Linked DNA regions of Homo sapiens: region 1 is linked to region 2. The links are chromatin contacts, found by Hi-C or POLR2A ChIA-PET in ENCODE. All regions are on one chromosome and are shown on one strand. Each heading gives the region's core, a stretch centred on a gene start or an enhancer-like site at or near the end of the contact. The rest is flanking DNA. Distances are from core to core; before and after follow the strand shown. Region 1 overlaps LOC101928306 (a long non-coding RNA gene). Region 2 overlaps LOC124900165.

Evidence for each region. A loop is a pair of places that touch in the nucleus more often than their neighbours do. ChIA-PET counts read pairs that join two places held with the same protein, here RNA polymerase II (POLR2A). Pooled maps may share reads with other maps.
Region 1: a loop to region 2 is called in a pooled map, with 4 times the contacts of the local background. The contact joins two enhancer-like sites. A Hi-C loop is called at or near these places in 4 of 37 single-sample maps with no recorded cell type and 5 of 50 pooled maps. POLR2A ChIA-PET finds 5 or more read pairs at or near these places in 1 of 52 experiments (GM10248).

The regions. Positions count from the first base shown.
Region 1 is chr4:4,942,036-4,945,432 of GRCh38, reverse strand. The region is part of intron 2 of LOC101928306 (a long non-coding RNA gene); the gene reads right to left. Among named protein-coding and RNA genes, the nearest start is that of CYTL1, 76 kb to the left of the region's middle. Within about 2 kb of position 1,317, at least 6 of the 41 ENCODE cell types and tissues checked have a DNase peak (open chromatin) inside an H3K27ac peak, as active enhancers do.
Region 2 is chr4:4,692,540-4,695,905 of GRCh38, reverse strand. The region is part of intron 5 of LOC124900165; the gene reads right to left. All of the region lies in intron 4 of STX18-AS1 (STX18 antisense RNA 1 (head to head)), which reads right to left. Among named protein-coding and RNA genes, the nearest start is that of SNORD162, 30 kb to the right of the region's middle. Within about 2 kb of position 1,290, at least 2 of the 41 ENCODE cell types and tissues checked have a DNase peak (open chromatin) inside an H3K27ac peak, as active enhancers do.

The DNA.
Region 1 (3,397 bases), core at 68-2,567, 250 kb before region 2:
GCCTCTCCAGCCACATGGAACTGTGAGTCCATTAAACCTCTTTTTCTTTATAAATTACCCAGTCTCGGGTATGTCTTTTTCAGCAGTGTGAAGATGGACTAATACACCATCTCTTTCAACTGTCCTCCAGCCTCCTGCCTGCCCTGCTATGGCACAGCCCCTGCCTCTGCTGCTCATGGGCCTCTTTAGCTCATCCTCCCGGCCCCCAGCCACTTCCACCCTACACTGGGCTCCAGGGAGGTGAGCTTACAGGCCAAGGCAGGCCACCTGGATAGCCCATGGAACCCCTTCCCTACCATTCCAATAATGCTATTTCCATGCACAGTTGCACACATGTGTGACGGTGTGTGTATGTGTGTGGGGGGGTGTATGAGAAAGAGAGAGAGACAGAGAGAGAGAGAGAGGTTTTATCCAGAGGAAATTAAGTCTCCCCATGATCTGCAGTGCCCAGACCTGGTCTGTTCAGTTCAGCTATCTAAGCTGCAAGTTTCTCTATGAGCAAAATGGGGGAAATAAGACCTAAAACCTAATTAATAGAGTTAATACATGCAAAGTGCTTAAAAGTCCACCTCAAATGTTCAAATAATGCTCACTGGCTAGTTTTATTGTATGATTAGTGCACAGATTTGTTGTTTCAATTAAATGAGATGCTATGTACAAGGGACAAAAACAATGCCAGGTAAACTGGAGCTGCTCAATGAGCAGTTGATGTTAATTTTAGGGATAAATGCTCAGGTCCAAAAACTTTGGGTTGATGACCCCAGGCAGAGTTGAAGTAGCCAAAACTCCCTCTCATTGGCCTGCATCAGAAGGTACAGGGTCAGGGATAGTCAAGAGCATTAACCAACCTGTGCTGAGTGCCTCTGTTTGCATTGCTCTGAAATTACTTAATATCCATAATATTAGAGGATGAACCATTTAATTACGCATTTCATTTACTCTCCACTACTCTTGCCCCCATCTGAAAGAGGAGGAGGCTGAGGCACAGAGAGACTAAGTAATGTGTCAAGATCACACAGCAGGTGAGTGTTGAAACTCTGCACAGGGCACAGGGCAGAGCTCTTTCTCTCAGGAAGCAGAGCTGGTCTTTGTGCAGAATCAGTTCTACCCAGCCATTCACTCCGAGAGGCAAAAAGGGGCAGCTGCTGGACCATTTGAAGTCCCCAACCCATGTGATAGAAATGCCTCAGCTGCCCACAGCCTGCCAAAACAGACCTTCACGTCACGGGCTGGTTCCCTCGCACACGGAGTCAACCAGCCTGAAACCACCATTGCGAATCTGTTTCCTGTTTTGACAGCTCACAATCCACCGTGCCACTGCTCTTTCACAAGTCTCCTCTGCCAGCCAGGCTGCTTCTGAAGCTCAGTCATGCTTTTAATAAAGGGCCGGCGGGGGAAATCAGTCCCAGGGAGCACTGCACAAATGTACGGGCTGAGAGGCTGCCGTTCAAATGTGTTCATTGTCCACAGACTCCCCTGGCCTCCAGGGTGCAGAGGCCTTCAGCCTCCACCAGTTTCTCAACCCCACTCTGAAAGGCAGGGGGTGATGAGAAGCATTGCTTGTGGCCTGGTCCCTCATGGTAAAAAGCTGGTAGTATCACACCCCCACCCCACAACCCCTGCCTCAGCCTGGCTGTGTGTGTGTGTGTGTGTGTGTGTGTGTGTGTGTGTGTGAGAGAGAGAGAGAGAGAGAGAGAGAGAACTTTCCAACAAACTCAAGCTCTGCCACTAACTAGCTGTGTGACCCTAAGAAGTCACTTATTTTTGGAGCTTAGTCTTCTCAACTGGAAAATGAGGGGCTTGGACAACAGTGATGTTTTCAAACCCAGAAGAATCCTAGAAATTTCTGGTTGTGCTTGGCCGATTTGAAAATCCTGGGTTTGATAAAAAGATAATTCGGTTCTAGAAGCCATCACCATTGTCAGAATCAACATTCGTTGAGCCTGGTGGGGTTCAGGATGTTGCCCTGAGAGCTGGGGTACTGAGAGGTATTATATCATTTTGTTCCATGCCAAATTGCTATTGCCTTAATAGTAGCTTCAGTTAACTGATAAAGCAATCAAATAGCAAGTATTTAGTGCCATCGTGGGCCAGGGAAAAAGCCAGAACCAACCTGAACTGTTCCCTGGGTTCAAATTCCACAATATTGCTGAGCTCAGAGCCCCATCTGTAAATTGTGGATTCTAATGCTTCCCTCTGAGTTTGTGAGAACCAAGGAATTGACATTTGAAAATGCTGGACACATCTGTGGTCGTCAATAATATGCCAATTTCTCTTTCCCCCAATTATCAAAGTTTAGGGGCTAGACTGTGCCACAGAGAATAAAGATAAGAACTTTTGGCTTGAAGAACTGTTTTATTTGGCTGAAGAGAAAAGACAAACACTGAGCGTGGCTCTGCAAGCCTGCTAGGGATTTTTGAAGAAAACATTTACAATCTATCTATAGAGATGAGTAATTACTCCTCAAAGCAGGTAAAACTCTGGCTTCCCAGGGCGCCTCACCTAGATATTTTTCTAGAGTTCCCCTTTGGAAACCACTTTTAAAACCAGAGAAATGTTTTTCAAATGTATCACTGTTGTTGCCAATTCATTCATTCATTCATTCATTCATTCACTCAGCAAATATTCATTGGAATAAGTACTACATCTTAGTGTTTGAGATACCACTAGGAAGTGCAATTGTAAATACGATGGTAAAGCCAGCCCTCAGTGTCCACATGGGACCCATGGGTACTGAGAGCTGATTAGAAGATATTTGAGCATCCATGGATTTTGATGTCCTCGGGGGTCCTGGACCCAATCCCCCATGGATACAGAGGGCCAACTGTATTCCTATTGTTATTTTATCATGGATGCTGTGGTTGTTGCTTTCATTACTTTTGATAATGATATCCCTGTTCTAAAGCAGCCGATAGCCTGGATTTGATTAATTTTAGCATCAGAAGTTATTTGGAGCTAAGTATAGCAACTCAAGAAACCTATGACGTGGGGTAATAGTAAGAATGTCTTCACAGTGCTTTCTCATAATATGCTTTTCCATCAAATCATTTACTGTATCCTGGTAAGACCTCTATTAAAAAGGAGCTATTTCTCCTACTATACAGAGAAGAAAAATAAGGCTCAGAGAGAGAAAAGATCTTGTCGAAGTTCACATAGCTAAAAAGTAGCTGAGCTGCCATTAAAATTTAGGTCCCTGACACAAGTCAGTAGGACTGTCACATAATAACCTGGCCAGTTATCTCACGATTATGGAAGATTTCATTAATAGCCCCAAATCCTCACCCCTCCCTGTATCACACTCTTTGCCATATGATTATTTCAGTTTTATCTCTTAAAAAAAACAAAAACAAAACAAAAAAAAAACAAAAAAAACAAGACTATTTCCCCACCCATTGAC
Region 2 (3,366 bases), core at 41-2,540:
TATAGGCTTCTTAATCTGTTTTCTGATGCAAACACTGGGGGATGGCACAGGGGATGGATAGGTGGGTTAACGGATGGGTAGGTGAATGGATAGAAAGATAGATGGATGGAAGGATAGATGAGTGAATGGAGAGATGGATGAGCAGATGGATGGATGCATGTATACATGCATGGATGGGTGGGTGGATGGATGGATGGATGGATGGGTGGGTGGGTGGATGGATGAATGGATGGATGGATGGATGGATGGGTAGATGGATGGAAATATGGATGGATGGCTTGATACCTACATGGAAGGGTGGATGGATGGATGGATGGATGGATGGATGGATGGATACATGCATGGATGGAAGGATGGATGAGGGAATGGATGGACAGAATTCCAGAACTACAAGGAGGTGGCCAGCTCAATCCACCCATTCCTCTTCAAGTGACCAGAAGCCTGAAGTAGGGAAGTGACTTGTTCAAGATCACACAGTTAATTAGGCCCAAGACTGAGAGATTCTGGCCCTTTTCACTATGCTCCTCCCTCTTTTTAAGTTCCCTGGTGTCATTTATTGCTTCCTAAACTTGTAGCACAGAAACTAGATTATACCACCCACAGACCCTGCCCTGTGCTTGGGGGTCTGGGGTAGGGAAGGGAGGTAACACCTTTGTTTCTGGCTTGAGCTACATGTGGTGCTGCCTCAGTCAGTCTTCATCTCATGAATCCTCAAAAGATAGGAAGGTGGGTTCAGGTGAGTCTCACCCTCACCTGGACTCTAACACAACCCAGATACTGGAAGACTTGAAGTCAGCAAACTTAAGGTCTAGCTCTGATTCTGTCACTAACTGGTTGTGCAACTGGGCAAAAGTCACTTAATCTCTCTAAGTCTCCAAAATAACATGTGAGGGCCATTCTGTCTCTTTTATGGTTTATGGTTTATGGATGTTGGTGAGAGATAACATTCCAGGGCAAATGTTTTCCAAAGCCATCCTGGAGGCTCAGAAGCCCAAAAAGGCAATTCAAAAGAAAACTGCCTACAAAAAAAGGGAGGGCACAGAGAGCCCTGGTGCTTTCTGGAAGGTTCCTCACCTATAAAGCTTCTTCAGGAGCTGAGGGGAGCTTTGCACGCAGCTCCAGATGACGGGCTTCCATGCTGCCAGGCTGCCCAGTCACAGGAGAGGTAATGAGGCAAAGGCCCAGTTCCACCATGCCTCTTATTAAAACAGTACAAGAAACTGTCTAAACACTGGCCAGCTGCCAAGGCCACTGAGGCCTCCTGCAAGCTTGTCATTCCATGAGCTGAGAAGAGAGAACCATGCTGCTGCAAAACGGCAGGGAATTCTGCCAGCCAGGACACTTCAAAGACATTGATGTCCTTGTCCAGCAGACGTGGTGATTCCTGCAGCCTGCACAGAATGGACTTTTTACCCTGGAAGGCCCACTTTAAACAGACGCGAAGGAAGGAGAGTTAGAGCTGAGCGGCAGCAGGAGCTGGGAACTGGGGGAAGCCCTCAGGCCAAGGTCAGGGCTGGCAGGGGGAAGCCACTGAGTCAGCAGAATCCTCCAATCCCTGTTGCTATTCATCAACAACCACTAGGGGACAGGGGCTGATGGGGATCCATTGTGATTCTCACAACAGGCCTGCAGAGCAGATGCTGGGCCTAGCCCCACCTCACACAGGAGAAAACCGAGGCTCCAAAAATAAGGAAATTGCAACAGGCTTTCCAGAGGTGATTCCAGAATTTAAATCTAGGTCTGTCAACTCAAAGCTGGTGAGTCTCCTCTCAGCCTGCACTATTCCTGCTCCTGGCCATGGCACGACCCCAGAAGCCATTTAGTGACCCGAGGAGAAGAGGTGTGCCCCCCTCACTTCCCACCATCAAGGTTGAGTAGGTAGGCATTCCCACAGACTGGTTGCACCAAAGGGAAGGCGGCCAGCCTTTAGGAGCAATCAATGCCTGGCCCGCAGCATTCCACGGCCCAGAGCTCACTGCAGATCACTCTCAAACAAGCCATGAGCTCCCCTCTCTCTGGCTGCAGGGGCTTGTTTGGCTTGGCACACAGAGCAAGTCGGAAGTGCCAGGAAGTGAACATCCTAGGAGTGACCCTCAACCAATGAGGGAAAAGAGTTGGGGGATAAACACGCTATGCTCCTCACTCTGCATGGGACAGTTCTGAGCTGCACCTCCACATCCTCCTGCAGAGGCTCCCAGGGGGCTGAGCCCTGGTTGCCCTCAGCGAAGACTGAAGACCTGACCATCTCCCCCCTTGATTGACTTTCCCTCCCTTCTTGCCTCACTTTCCTTTCCTTCCCTGTGCTTTCTGGATCATCACCAAATAAACTGCTTGAACCAATCCTTGTCTCAGGATCTGTTTGGAGGGAATTTAAATTTAGATACCATCCTGTGAGCAACAGGTGCCATGCAAAAGGGGAACCCCCAAAAGAAAGAGGCAGAGGGAGCTCCAGGCCACATGTGCACTCAAAGCCTCACCTCTGACTCATTCTCAACTTCTTCCTGCCACTGGACTGCACTTTTTTTTTTTTTTTTTTGACACAGAGTTTTGCTCTTGTTGCCCAGGTTGGAGTTCAATGGCGCAATCTCAGCTCACTGCGACCTCTGCTTCCCGGATTCAAGCAATTCTCCTGCCTCAGCCTTCCAAGTAGCTGGGATTACAGGCATGTGCCACCATGCGAGGCTAATTTTGTATTTTCAGTAGAGATAGGATTTCCCCTTGTTGGTCAGACTGGTCTTGAACTCCTGACCTCAAGTGGTCCACCTGCCTCGACCTTCCGAAATGCTGGGATTACAGGCATGAGCCACTGCGCCTGGCCTGCACCTCTTTCAATTATCTGGGTACTCACCTGGTGACATGTTTCCACTTTCCTTCCCACTTTGTGTGATGGTTAATTATTATTATTATTTTTTAAGACCAAGTCCACTCTGTCACCCAAGGAGTGCAGTAGTAGAATCTCGGCTCACTGCAACCTCCACCTCCTGGATTCAATTGATTCTCATGCTTCTCAGCCTCTCGAGTAGCTGGGATTGTCCATGTGGGTGACACATGGACAGGCGCGTGTCACCATGCCCGGCTAATTTTTGTATTTTTTGTAGAGACAAGGTTCACTATGTTGGCCAGGCTGGTCTTGAACTCCTGACCTCAAATAATCCACCCGCCTCGGCCTCCCAAAGTGCTAGGATTACAGACATGAGCCACTGCGCCTGGCCGTGATGGTTAATTTTATGTGGCAGCTTAACTAGATCAAGGGGTGTCCAGATATTCTGCTAAACATTGTTTTTTGTGTGCCTGCCAGGGTGTTTCTGGATGAGATGAGCATTTAAATGGGTGAACTGAGAAAGGCAGGCGGGCCTCCTCAGTGCG